3 separate regions of the Homo sapiens genome follow, and regions 2 and 3 are each linked to region 1. Evidence: chromatin loops called from intact Hi-C (ENCODE). Cell type or tissue: A673. All regions are shown on one strand.

Region 1 (5,000 bases):
CCTTTTTAAAAATCTAATACTCTATCCAAGAAAAGGTAATCACATTTAGTTTATATGTATAAGAAATGATAATGAAAAAACATTCATATTCACTGAAATTTTATTCGATTTACAGTTATTAGTGAAGCTACCAGTTGTCTAAAATTCTTAAAGGTAATGTACTTGGGCATTTTAAAGCATGCTATATTATTATTAAAAACAAATTATAAATATGAAAGTGATGACAATTGCAATTTCTGTTAAAGTAATTATAGCATGTAACTAATTCATCTAATTCTCACTGACTTCTCTTATGTACCTGATCAATTCCAAGATTTGGATATGAAGCACTGAGGACAGTCTTGGGAATTACTGAGCTCTACACAAATTTTGCCATTTTTATTATACTATCGTTTTCTTTAGTTGCATAAGTAATTGTATAAATTACTTTAGTTAGCATAAGTAATTTGAATGAAATTTCAATAAAATGTCAATAAAATAGCTATTTTGTTTTGTTGGCTTAGGGCTAAAGATAAGAAAGATTTGATGTTGCAATTGCTTTTGGATATTTTATTAGTACAGTAGCAATTGTTCATAAATACAGAGTGAAAATAATAATGCAATTTTGATACAGATGTGAGAAGACTCTAGACCAATATTTTGTATCTAATATGTCTCAGCTTCCTTTAAGTACTTTACCACATTTCATTTCACAACAACATTATCAAGAAAATATTATTTCCATATTTAGATAAAGGAAATGGAGCAGAAAGTGATTCAGTAACTTGCCCAGGTCACATGGTTATAAGTGATAGATCAATATAGCTAACTCTAAGATCCTTTCTATTAAACAATAATATTGGTTTGGTGAATAATATGCTCATATAATTTCAAACTTTCAAAGCAGAGTTTACACAAAAACTTGAAGCTTAACTTTAGTTGTATGAAACCCCAGGGTTTCATAGAAGGTAACTTGAAAACCATAATAGATAGCATCTTATAAAAAGATGCTTATTGTGTGGGCACAGTAAAACTTTCCTTTAGCACTTTCAGTCCTAGCAAATAAGGCTTCTCTGTGACTATGCTAATTTTATTTTCCTTAGCTATATGTGAAGTCAGCGGAGAACCTTATTTCAAGGGTGCATCCAACATGTGTTATAGGCCAGCCATAGACTTTAGAAAGAGAGTATTAATGAGCTCATAATATATCTGAACCTATTTATTAGTAATGTTTTTCATGATAATATTTTATTCATATCATGAAATTCAATTATATAAATATTTATTAATAGAAAGTATACCCCCCATGGATATTAAGAACATGGAATTTAAGGTCCCACAAACCTGGATTGCAATCTCAGTTTTCCTTTTGCTGGCTCTAGATCTAGGACAAGTAATTTTAATTCACTCATCTACAGTTTCCTTATAGGAAAACTCAGGCCAATAATAATGTCTATCTCAGGGCTGTTGTACATTAATCATGTATTAAATTAGATAGTATATGTAAAACACTTAATGGGATATCTGAGTATAGGAAGCCCTTCAGAAGTGATTTTATTATTTTTGCATATATAATAGCATTATTAGTGATAGATACTAGACATGGTCCTTAATATTAAATAGACACGGCCCCTACATAGACATGTAGGTTATGGACTGAAAAGAGAGGCAGTTAAACAAGCATTGGCCATGCAGTTTACTAATTACCAAGCCAGAAAAGAATTAAAATTGTCAGAGTTCCAAAAGCTTTCACTGAGTTCAAAAGTAATTTCAAGTTGAGAACTGGTCCCATTGAAGGTATATATGTCATGAGGGCCCCAGTCTAAACTCACATTTTCAAATTGTCCTTCCCACCATGGAAACACTTCAACACTCATGGGTTAGAATCAGATACCCAAAGGAGTATTGCCATTTGGATAGGCGCTCTGTTTGCCTACATTTCTTTTCCCTAATTGTTTTGCATTGAAAGTGTTTGGTGCACCTTTTAAGATGCCAAAAGACCACAGGCCTCATCTCCTAACAACCAGATGTGACTGTGAATAAAAAGTTTAGAGAGGCTTCTCATTCAAGGTTTTCTTCTAGGGAGGACCAAAATCTTGAAATTGACTAAAAATACAATTTCTATTTTAGCTTAGAGAGGACATGATGGCATTCATTACTTTCAGGATTTCCTGTCTCTGGCAGGCCAACTTGTGACCATGTATGAAGATCACTTATATCAGGTTTGGGAATTAAAGTATTAGATTCGGTCATCAAAGGAATGCTTGGTTAAGACTAGCCAATGGATCAAGTGACTCCTGTATGGCTGAAATTGCCAAGGCCAAAGAGTGGCTAGTATGTAAGAAGTGGTTCCCATAATATGTTGTCATTGGAATGCTCTATGAGGGGAAAAAGCAGAAGCAGCAGTGACTGTAAATGAGGTCTAGACAACAGGTGCTTTTCTTGAGAAACTGGTCATGTTACTAAGAATGATGATGATGATATATATTTGGCTTTTCTTATCTTTTGGCAGTCAGTAGGGATAAGTATTTGGTGCCATCTTCTGAGAGCCCCTGAAATGACATCTGTCCCATCTGTTTTATTTATTTGTGTGTGTGAATTTTTTCTTTTGTTTTGGGTTTTGTTATCTGAAATATACTATGTAGGATCGTTAGATATTTGTGAGAAGATATTCTCGGAAAGCTTCAGAGCTTTGCGTAGTAAGTCTGATTGCAATGGGGGAAAAGGGGAGGATCCTGCAACACAGTTCCTGCTTTCTCCACTATCAGCCATGCTGATGCTTTTGGCAAAATGCATTATGATCACACTTAATTCCTTTGAAACACAGTTTGTTAATGGGTAATTAAGATGTCTTGCATTGATTATTGACTTTGGTTGATATATAGCTCCTGATATTTCTTGCTTTGTAAATTTTTTCCAGCCACTAGCAGAGTTCTAAAGAAAGAAGTAGGTCTGTATCCTTACAAATATACCCCTAAGCTCTCTGCCCATTAACATTTCAGTTTATAAGTGTTTTCAATGTGAAACTATTCACAGTTACCTTGTTGGCCATTTTTCAGCAAAAGGGCCACTCCTGCTGCTGACAGGCATGACAGCCAGCCAGGAGAAACTGGGCATAGAGGAGAAGCAAATCTCCCCTCAAAATTATGTGAGGGGAAATTATATGACTAAATATAGCAACTGTTTAAATTCATCCATAATTCAAGATTTTATCAAGTCCCTCCTCCTCTGTGATGCTTCGTTAAGTACTCCAAGCCATGTTGACCACCTTGTCCTCTGGACTTTCATGGCTCTTAGTTTATTCGGGTATTTAAAATGAAAAGTAAGACACATTAGTCATTGAGCACATGGAAACTATTTTCCTAGAGGGTGAAAACATGCATGTTTTATGTGATTATTGTATTTTTTTGTAGTCAGCTTCATTACCATTATTAGGAGATTATTGCCTGGATCAGTCCTGACCAAAGCTGTTTAACCATCATGTGGTAATAACAGTACTGCAGGAACTTGATGCCCTTAAGGACCTCTATGTCAAATATCTAGAATTTACTTTTTCTTAATTTAATAGATCATTTGAACTCAGAAGTTAGTGAACGGTTAATTTGGGAATGGAGGACAAAAGCTAGATCATACTTATACCCTTTTTTGTTCCCATACGTCAACCTTCATTTCCTGGGAGGTGTCAAGAAAAGGCTTTGGGAGCAGAAGGTGAATAGTAGATTTGAGAGCTCAATTCTCATTAGAGAGGTAATGAAATAATTTCAGTGCAAAAGTTCATCAAAGGCAGAAGAGTATGTGGGAAGTAGATTCTGAGATAGGAAATGCATGTGGATAAAAAGTATGAGTAATGGCCCCCTTCAGTCATTCGGCATTCAACTACAAATGCTTTCTAAGTGTCTGGCACTGGTTTTAGGAAGCACTTGGAGATATAGTAATAAATATGTTAGCCAGGATCACTGCCCTCAAGGAACTTATACTCTAGTGAAATAAAAAAAAGAAAATAACCAATATGCCTATAAATAGTGATTACTGTGGTGAGGGGAAACATGAAGATAAAAAGGGAATAATGAGTAGTGACTTGGGAGTAGAAGGTCCATTTGTATAGCATGGTCAGAGAAAGGCTGTCTGAAATGGTCACCTCTTAGTTGAAACCTAAAGAATAACAACCATCCTGGAATATCTGAAGGAAGAGGGCTCCAAGCAGAGGATTCAGCATGTGCAAAAGTCCTAAGGCAAGAGTGACTCTGGTTTGTTCTAGGAGCAGATAGAAGTGTATGGCTGGAATTTAGTAAAAAGAAGAAGAGAGGATTGGATGAAATAGGCATGACCACAGCATGTAGAATCGTATAAGCCATGACAAGTGGTCGGACTTAATTCTAATTACAATAATAAGCCACTGAGATGTTTTCAGCAGATAAATACTATGATCCCAGATATATTCAAGAAATTTACTCTGGCTATTGGGTAGCATATTGACTATAGGGAGAAAAGATAAGAGTTAAGAGAGTGAAGAGAATAATGGAAGTGATTTAGACTATAATAGTGGCTGTGAGAACGATATGAAGTAGTTAGATTTGGACCACTTTTTGGAGACAGAATAGATAGGTTATGATAATGTAGAGAGTGAGGGAAAGAACAGAATCACAGATGATTTCCAGGATCCTGGAATCAGCAGTATGTTGGATACGTAAGGTGCTCCAAATGCCTTCTCAGCCACCTCCCTTTGCTTATTCCTGCTTTTTGCTAGCCTTGTTTTCCTGCCTAATGTCCTTCTGGACAAGTGCCCCCATGTCTTTTCTCCACACCGTGTCTAGCATAGCTTGAAGTACACAGCAGGGGATCAATTAAAACTCCATGAACTGATTTTCTCTACTACCTAGAAAAGAAAATATGATTCAAGAACAATTTTCTTCTATAGGAAAAACATTTTGGTAAAATTTATAGAAACTTTAGCTTTGCTCTAACCATGTTTATGGTTCCAAGATTACTTGGAACATGATTGTTCCATTTAGTGGCCTTCC
Region 2 (5,000 bases), 270 kb before region 1:
TGATCTCGGCTCACTGAAACCTCTGCCTCCCGGGTTCAAGTGATTCTTCTGCCTCAGCCTCCCAAGTAGCTGGGACTACAGGCATGCATCACCACGCCCAGCTAATTTTTGTACTTTTAGTAGAGACAGAGTTCCACCATATTGGCCAGGCTGGTCTCGAACTCCTGACCTCGTGATCCACCTGCCTTACCTCCCAAAGTGCTGGGATTACAGGTGTGAGCCACCGCACCCAGCACAAGCATCAACTCTTAAAGAGACTTACATTTGAAAAAAATCTCAACAAGTATGACAGTATCTAGGAAAGCATAAATTATGAAAATTGACTCAAAAAAATTAAATGTTTATATTAATCATAAACAGATGCCTAAAATATAGATCAAACCAAATTTTTAGAATAGATAATTATTTAGGTATTTGAAAATTTCCAGAAAAGTAACAAAGATTAAATCCTCCCCCAAATTATTTTAAAGCTAAAAATGTTTTGTATGTAAGCTTAAAATGTTATTATACAAAGAAAGAACAGTTTAATATAACTTATAGAAGGGAAAATCTTGCCGGGCACATTGGCTTATGCCTCTAATCCCAGCACTTTGGGAGGCCAAGGCGAGCAGATCACCTGAGGTCAGGAGTTCAAGACCATCCTAGCCAACATGGCGAAACCTCATCTCTACTAAAAATACAAAAATTAGAAGGGTGTGGTGGCAGATGCCTGTAATCCCAGCTACTCAGGAGGCTGAAGCAGGAGAATCGCTTGAACCCAGGAGGCGGAGGTTGCAGAGAGCTGAGATTGCACCACGCACTCCAGCCTAAGGGATAGAGAGAATGAGACTCTGTCTCAAAAAAAAAAAAAAAAGGAAAATCTTGGGAGAAATCCTTGAGAATTTCATGCAGCAGGATGAAATGCAACAAGTTGTGTTTATTTCAAGAAAAAAAGGATAACTAAACCTTATAAAAATATTTTTATTAAATCCATTATACAAATACATTTATAAGACTTTTTAAAAGTTATAATCAATTTGAATCATTTGATAAATTTAACATCTTTTCCCTAATCTCAGAAGCACTCATAAACTTGTGTTTCCAAAAACATACTTCTGATAACGTGATTAAAAATTTTCCATTTGGACCAACAGTAAGCATCAAGTTTAATGGTGAAATTCTATAGCAATGCTGTCCAATAGAATTTAAATCAATATTGATAATGTTCTCTGCAATGTTCAATACGGTGGCAGTCGTCAAATAAGGCTGTTGATCCATTGAAATGTTAATAAGAATTTTAAATTGCATTTAAGGTAACTTAAATATATATGTAAATATCACATTAGCTAGTGGCTATTATATTGGAAAGTGCAGGCCCAGATGCAAACATCTTAAATTCATGAATAAAACAAAGATACATACTATCGCTCCAGTTTTTTACCACTTTCCTTAAAAGTTTCAGACAATGCAATAAAACAACAAAATATGTTGTAAAAAGTGAGAAGAAAAAGATGAGAGTTTCAGTGTGATGCTTGTATAAGAATAAACAAATCAACAAGATGGAATAATGAATTTAGCAAAGAATATAAAGATTATGTAATAATGGTCATAAATAATAATGAAATTTTTCATTGGTGAGCATACACTAAATAGCTGAATAAATGGTATTAGCAAAACTGGTATTTGGAAAACCATTCAGCATACTTACATCATATTGTATAATGAAATATTCAGATGAGTTATAGACACAAAACTTAATATCTATAAAAGTACTAATTCAAAATATACTTATGGTGTGCCAACTATGTTCCAACTATTCTATGTTCCAGAATAGTAACAAAGATTAAATCCTCCCCAAATCAGGAACTATGCTATGTTCTGAGGATACAAGAGTAGTTGAATAGATCTAACTCTTTCCCTTATTACATTAACATCCAGTTTGTCTCAAAACAAGCAGCAATATTATTAAGAGTACCCACAGATCTCATTTTGGCATGCTGATTTTCTGAAAAAGTGCAGAATTTAAAAGGGAAAATGTAAATAGATATTCACTTCTTTTTTGTATAAGTAAAATCCAACTAGAACGAAAGCTCCTTGAAAAACAGACTTTATTTTGTTTACTATTGCATGTCCTTGGTAAGAATAGGTATAGCACACTGTGGACATTCAATAAATCTTGATGGGAGAAGGAGAAAGAAAAAAATGAAGGAAGAAAGAAAAGAAGCAAGGAAGAAAGGAAGCGGGGAAGGGAGGGAGGAAGGAAGGAAGGAAGAAAGGAAGGAAGGAAGGAAGGAAGGACGGACCACATGGTTTTTCTATTAAATCTTACAATGCTGGATTATGTCATTGACGTTAAATTATTCGATAACATTGGTAATAATATAAGAACAGATTTAATGAGATTTCCTTACCCCTGAGCCATTTATAATGCAAATTATATCACTTAGGCCTACACAAGATTGCTCCAAACATTTAATAAGATGTGTTGGAGAGGATAAAGAATGTTTTAAGATTTTTACAAAAGTAAATGTATTTCAAGACTCCCTACTGCTATTAATTATGAATTTCATGTTATTCTAGCCAGTGACTTGCAAATCAATGGGAATTATAATGTATTTAATATCATTATTTTAAAATTGAAAGAATTTTGTGTTTAACAAAATTGCTAAATACTGAATGGGGGAAAAAGAGAAGGGAAAGCAAAATTAACAAGTCAGCTTGGGTTTTTGGTCTCAAGACGATCTGATCCCTGTAGAAACAAAGGTCTAGCAACCATGCAAGTGACACTGAGAGCAGGATCCATGTTCCTCGAGCCATAGCACAGGGAAAAAGGGTGTGCTTTAAAGTCGGATTGATCCAGATTCCAATTTTTTCTGCTGCAAGTACTGACTTTGTGACCCTTCAATTCTCCATGTATAAGTTTTTATAATAATACTTTACTAGAATAGTGCAGCTGTTTAACGTAATAGTGATAGAAAGCACTAGCACTGAGCTTGATGAATAGTGGACACTTAATAAATGCACGATTCAACATGGAGACCATATATCCCTGCTCAGTATCTTGGTATACATCTTAAAAGTGTTTTATTCCATGGTCACATAGCAATTTGCATAGCTGGACAAGAAAAGTTTTGCATACACACAAAATTTCACTAGTAGTACATTAAAACAACAGTGTTTATTGTCACAGAAACCTCATATTTGCTAACATAGTTAGGCTTTTTTAGTGCCATAGACTCTTTTGTTGAAAATTCTCCTGTTTTTGAAATTCCAGTCAACGAAAGTGGGAATATTTCTTGTTCTTCAAAGACCAGTTGTGGATAAATTACAAGTAAAAGACCACATCTAGTCTGATAGAACTTTTTCAGTCTAAACAGAAGTATTTTCATGTAACCTAGGCTCCATAAAATAAGTGAGCTACATCAATTCATAAATGTTATTTCTCAGCAAATTTCAAAATGCACGAAATCCCTTTGAAGAACTTCCATATTGACCTTGACTGACTCTTGCACTATTCCTGTCACAGTCGCTGATTGATCACAGGGAAAATAGGTTGGGATTGAAAAAATGAAAGATGAAGTAGGACTAGGAGGACATTTTGACCCAATTTCACTCATATCTCCCAGCTTGCATGAAAAATGTAAAAAATGTAAAATCTATTTAAAAAAATAGATTTCAATGGAATAAGAAATGTGATATGCTACCTATTCGTTGAGATGTTAAGAAAGTAAACTTGACTATTAAAAGTCATACTGGGTGGTCTTTGACAAGCTCTTTATCTCCTTCTCTGAAAATAGCAGGATGACAAAATTAGGAAATCTTCTATATTTGATTTTGAGAAGCACTGTTTCATTTCAATCCAGATTCAGTTTTCTTTTAAGATTGACAATGTGGCCTAGCTTTACAGTGCATTTCTTCCAAAAGCAGTCTACTGAAACAACATTGCAGTATTGATTCATTCTACATGGTTGATAGTGTGATTGTATAATTAGAAGAACTGTGAAAACAGCTTTCACAGCTCTGCCCTTGTTGAAGAAATAAACAGCTCCATAGGCTGAATCTTTAAAACATTAAAGGATTTAAAAAGCAAGCACTTTGTTTGTGATTCATGCAGCCCATAATAATTAGGGTTACAGTTATCATTTAGTTATGCAGAAAGAAACTTGAGTGAGCAACATTTTCTAAGAGAAGAGAAGGCTTAGCTATTTCTTGACTTACCGTAGGTAATAGCAAAAGTTAATGATGAATGCTTAAAACAGTAGTTCTCAAAATTTAGCAAAATTGAGAACAGTAGTTCTCAAAATCACCTAATATCTTAAAACATTTATATTCCCCGGCATCCCTCCATGATGTTCTGTTTTAATAGGCAGAGTTTGGGTCTAGGAATCTGCATTCTGAATAAACCTCCAGGTTATTTTGCAACAAGTTATCTTAAGGCCACATTTTGAGAAACACCACCAGAGTAGAACAAAATCTCCCCCTTATATTGGCTGAAAATATTTGTCTTTACTTCACCAAAGACAACTTTTAAATCTACCTAAAAGACACTGCAAATAAGATATAGTAAACAACCCCCCCAAAAATATTTATTTTATTATATGTATATATGTATATAAAATAAGATATAATAAGATATATAGTAAGATATAGTATAAAATAAGATATATTAAATATGTGTATTTAAAAATTTAAAATATATAGTAAGATATCTTACTATATTTTATTTTATATACACATAATATATAAAGATATATATGCTATATAAATATATACAATATCTTACTATATCATATATATATATATATTTCTGGGTTTTTTACTGTATATATGTACTGGGGAACAATCTGATAACACAGAAATCACTGAGGACATAAAATTATTTCATCACAGTAACCAGGAGACCTAAGGCCTTAATCAGAAATCTAGGAAATACCAGTGAAAATCAGATACAGTGGTTTGGAGGGTTTTGTTCCACTTTCAGGTCTGACATATAAAGAGTTTCAAAGTCATCACTGCAGTCA
Region 3 (5,000 bases), 540 kb before region 1:
GAGTGAAACATACATTTCAATGGAAAAATGGGATGTCAGAGGTCACAACTGCTGTGGAACACATCTCAAGGAAGAATCAATATCAAAATGATCATTAAAGGTACCATGGAGTTCACAGAGGCCAGAGCAATAACACTTCAGGATGCTGAAAAAGAGGGAAGAGAGGAAAAGTTTTCCTGTGTGCTGGGTAAATGTGCTTTTATTTTTACCCTTGAATATAAAACACAGTGGCAAAAAAAAGTTATTAAAAGGGGTATAAAACTACAAATGTTCTTTCTCTTATTGAGCAAGATGGTCCTAACAAGTACTCATTAGATAATACTCTGTTCTGAAGAATACACTTCCATGATTGAAGTGGATTTTATGTGGAGTATTGGACGGTAAGGGGGAGGAATTGAATATATCAGTTGAAACTCTTGCTTGGGCAACTGGTTGATTGGTGCTACCATTCACTGAGTTAGGAAAGGCAGGAAAATGAACTGATTCCTGTGAAAGATAAGAGGTTTTGGGGGCATGTTCTGGTTGGGGTATATTGTTTTGTTCATTATCCAATAACCAATGCCCAGCAATGTCATGACATCTAGAAGTTGCTAAATATATATTTGTTAAATAAATGAATGATATAAACGGAGCTGTTAAAGACATAGTTTGAGAGACTTGGGCTGAATAGATTTGGGAATCATTAGTACTCAGGTGATAATTCATGGGAATTTAAAAAGATCACATACAATCACATACAGAGAGATAAGAACCAATGATAAACTTTTAAACTTCTCTATGTTACTGGCAACAATTTTTCTCTCTGTAGTCCCTAGAGTTGAACAGACACATTTCAAGCCTTATCCAAGTTTAGGACTTTTGGAAAGCATTGCAGTTGCGAATAAGAGAATGTGCTTGGAATCTTACTCTTGTGCATTGAAGAAGGATAAGAAACAGGAAGAAGTAGAAGAATAAGGTAAATATTTTGAGTCTCTGCTGATACAATGTGCGATTATAGCTTTCACAGCTATCTCACTTAATTGCTATATCAATTGTATGAGGAAAGGAAGGCAGACATTAAGCTGGTATTCACCATATAAGACTGTTCTGATTGGTCACACTTCTTTTCTGATTGGTATGTGCCTGTGCCTTAACTAATTGATAAATATTTTGAGTTTAACCCTTGGAGGCAGAGGCATTGTTGACCACATTTAACAAATGAGGCACAGAGACTGAAAGTCCAAGGTCATAATGTTTGTAATTATTTTAGCGGAGATGTGAAACTACTGGGCATGTATGTCATCAAGCCAAGAGCAGCCCTTAACTTCTCCCTCTGAGCATTCAATTATTTCTCCTTTAGCCAATGGCAGAGAAGAAACTTTTTAATAGAGGGCCAAGAACTCTGTATATGTAGACGGTGGTCTCTGTCAAGTTCACCTCCTAGGCGAGTCTCTTCTTAGTGGGCCAGTGGTTGTTTCTAGTTAGAGCTCCCCACAACATATCATAGGCATTGTTTAGTTCTGTGGAGTCATCTTGTATCCCATCTGGTGTACCCTCTTATGTTAGCCTTTAAGTTACTGAATCTAAAAAGCATGATTAAAACTGGCTACCTTGTAGTTGCCCTCCAATAGGTATCAAATACATTTTAAACACAGAACTTTCTCACAAATTTATTTTATGTAACAAATATCTACAAAGCTGACTTTTGTTGTCTATCCTTTTTGAAGTCTAGAATTACTAAGTTTTAAATGTGTAGATAATCATGAAAGTGGTGCGTCAGTAAAATGCTGAATAGCATAGTTAAATGGGATCTGGAATTGCTCTGATGGGGAATGTTCAGAGACAGAGATGACAGCTACTTAAAGGGACTCATTTAGGTAATTTAAATTGCTTGCATATTGTGTATAAAACATTCTATCTTCTTTAATAATGAGCAACAAGTTGAAAGCCTAATGGAGTAGGCAAGACTGAAGTCCCATTTATGATGAATCCTTTGATAAATCAGCCCTAAAATTTACATTTTATCTTTCGTATTCTTAAAAGTAGATAAGCAGAAAATTTTTTGGAATTAGTTTTAACAAAACCTTTTGATTAAAATTTTCTTTGTTGAAACTTATCTCAAAGATTTTTTAATAGTTAAAATCAAATAACAGAACATTAGATTTGGAGTCATTTTTCTCTGCAAGAGCTCATAGAAATATCCTTTTAAAAATATTTCAGCTAAAAAATCAGCTATAATGGCAATAACAGTATCATAAACACATTTTTAATTAACATTGCATTAATTAAGAGCACATAGATTAGAATCTAAGAAAATGTATGCCCATGAGTTTATTTGCAGGTGTATTAGTGCAAGTTTATCAATATTTTAGTAGTTTTAATTATTTCACAGAGATTTAGAATCTACTCATTAGAGTCTGATGAGCACAGGGACTATCTGGAGAAAGTGTGAGTTATATCCTGAAAATATCTCTAACATCAGTTCCAGTTGTGGCCTATAAATAGTATCAATCTCTCTATCTCCCTCTCCTTCCACATCTGATAATTCTGAGGACCAATATATTCTAAGTAAATGATTTTATATTATATTTTCTTTCTCCTCTTGAAACTTTATTGGTTTAATCCAAGGTCTCATATTTTTTTTCTGACACTCAGCATTCCATTTCCCATTTTTTGCCTTTTTAACAAGGGTACCAAATTCCCCTAGCTACAGTCATTTTTTTTCCAGTGGGTATTTAGCCAGTCCTGACCAAAGTCCCCCTGCTCCCCACTCCCACACCCCAGCACAGCAATTTGTTCAGGGATGGGACTGTCACTCAAATTGGTGCAATCAGACTGAACCTTGGGTTGTGTAATATGGTTACAGAGAAGAGGCACTCTCATCCTGCACAGAGTAGAACTTGGGAGGATGTGGCCCTGCAGCAGATGGTAGCTGTCTGTTCACTTGAAAGAGCTATGGAAAATTGACACTTTCCTTTTGGATTAGAATTTGAAGAATATAGCTAGAGGTCTCTGGCAGCTTTCTTGCCACCAGGTGGAGCCTGAGATAAAACCATCATGAAGGAAAGCAGAGATGTCAGATAGAATGAGTCCTGGGAACCCAATGTGAACTCAGTAACTGTTTCATGAAGTTACCCTCATGAGACAATTTTACTTGAGATTTCTGTAGCTTGTGACCAATGGATGCTAACTGATCCATCTTTAGTCAAAAGTGCAGATTCCGTATCACGAAGTTCAAGTTGCTTCACAATGAGCATTTGATTACTCTCTTCGGTGTCAGCTGTCACTCTGTTCCATAGCCATACAGTTTACTGCCAGACAAGCTGAATGTCTCACCATTTGCCCATCCTTTCATGATATTTTGCCTTTGTGTACATGGTAAATTCCCACTCATTTTTTGATCAGCTCAAATATACATTTTCCAATAATATTTTCTCTAACTCTCCAAGGATGAATTATCTATTCTCTGATTCTCTAAGGATTTTGCTCATATTTTGGTTACTGTATATAGTAAGAAAAAAAATTGTTTAATACTCACTCTCACAACTTTTCTGATACCAAATATGAGTAGGGGTTCCCACACCAACCAGTTCTTAGCTGACACCAGTAATTTAACTCACTTCTTACACTAACTACCTGGAGTTAGCACAGACCCCACAGATTAAGGGCTCAGTCCCATAAAACTACCCTCATTTCTCTCACCAGTCACAAGTCCAGAGCCTCCCGTACTGACAAGCTATTAAACAGGAGTTCTCACAATCCTCTCTTTGGGTTTGATAATTTGCTAGAGTGGTTCACAGAACTCAGGAAAACAGTGACTTAATGAAACTGCCATAAAAAACCTTAAACAATAGGGTTTAGAGAGTTCCCAAGCTGTTGCCACATAGAGGTACTGTGAGGGTGGCATGCCCAGAGAGGGCATGGAAGCCCCATGCACTCTCCCTACCACATCTTACCCTATGCATCTCTCTCATTTGCCTGTGTCCTTTATAACAAAATAGCATATGCATTGTTTTTATGCATCTCTCTCATTTGCCTGTGTCCTTTATAACAAAATAGCATATGCATTGTTTTGTACTGTATTTATGAACTGGAAACTGTGTGTTATTAAAGACACTAGAGGTTACAGCAATGCTATCAGAGTAGCAAGAAGAAAAGTCACTGCGTCTCTTAATAATCTGTTGACAGATTTAGACCTGAGAACATTTTGTGAATTAGGTTAAATGTGCTAACATTTTGAAGAAACTGAAGGATTAACTTTTAAGCTCATTAGATCTGCAAATGGCTAAGAAATAATGCCTAGCTACTAAAAATAGATCAATTTCTTTTTCCTGAAGGCTTCAAATGGCATGTTTATTAAGTGTGCACTTAGAAATTTTTTCATTTATGTTTATCTGGTTTTTGCCTTCTTTAAAACATTTCTGAAATTGCCTGAACACAACACAGAAATGTTGCAAACGCACACTCTCACACCTCTAATTTCCTACCTTTGAAATAAATATTAAAATGGTGTTCATGTTTGATTTAGGTACATCTGGCTGGGGCTCAGAGTATGGCCATTCTCTCCAAATTGTTTTAATTTTTTCATAACTAAGAATTTGGAGAAGTTAACAGACATAAGTTTAGGTAATTAAGTTGTACTGCTAATTAGGAATAGTGGTAGACTATGTGAATGATGACTTACAAAGGTCATAAGTGAAAATTAAGGGGCATGTGAAATAAACTTAAACTGAAAGTATAAGTTTAACAGGGAAATGGATACCCTACATAGGATACCATATATACCACACGTTTCTATTTATACTTGCAGTTCTACCCATTTAAATAATTTTAAATCAATGCATTCTTTAAAAAAATTAAGATAATTGAAAACAGTGTTTATCTAACAAGGTTGCTGGCACAGTACTTTCTAAAGCAAGAATTACCGATTTGTATTATGTATTTAAGTAGTAGGGAAACCTCTAAACTGCAAATTAAGACAGTTTTAACTCAGAATTCTCTTCTTCCAAATTGCATTATTT

What was found. A loop is a pair of places that touch in the nucleus more often than their neighbours do. Peaks named below come from ENCODE experiments on the same cell type or tissue, not always from the same donor. Only the 100,000 strongest peaks of a DNase experiment are listed, where the experiment ranks them.
Region 2: a loop joins it to region 1, with 2.8 times the contacts of the local background. A loop is called at or near these places in 2 of 110 quality-filtered maps.
Region 3: a loop joins it to region 1, with 2.2 times the contacts of the local background. A loop is called at or near these places in 11 of 110 quality-filtered maps.

What each region holds. Positions count from the first base shown.
Region 1 is chr12:79,004,052-79,009,051 of GRCh38, forward strand. All of the region lies in intron 2 of SYT1 (synaptotagmin 1), which reads left to right. All of the region lies in intron 4 of LOC105369863 (a long non-coding RNA gene), which reads right to left. Among named protein-coding and RNA genes, the nearest start is that of SYT1, 140 kb to the left of the region's middle. In A673, a CTCF peak has its summit at 2,535 (motif pointing left); no DNase peak of the experiment used is centred here; H3K27ac peaks cover 521 bases.
Region 2 is chr12:78,737,545-78,742,544 of GRCh38, forward strand. No RefSeq gene overlaps it. Among named protein-coding and RNA genes, the nearest start is that of SYT1, 120 kb to the right of the region's middle. In A673, no CTCF peak of the experiment used is centred here; DNase peaks (open chromatin) are centred at 2,137 and 2,727; H3K4me3 peaks cover 1,003 bases; H3K27ac peaks cover 4,255 bases.
Region 3 is chr12:78,467,759-78,472,758 of GRCh38, forward strand. No RefSeq gene overlaps it. Among named protein-coding and RNA genes, the nearest start is that of LINC02424, 110 kb to the left of the region's middle. In A673, a CTCF peak has its summit at 3,007 (motif pointing right); a DNase peak (open chromatin) is centred at 3,023.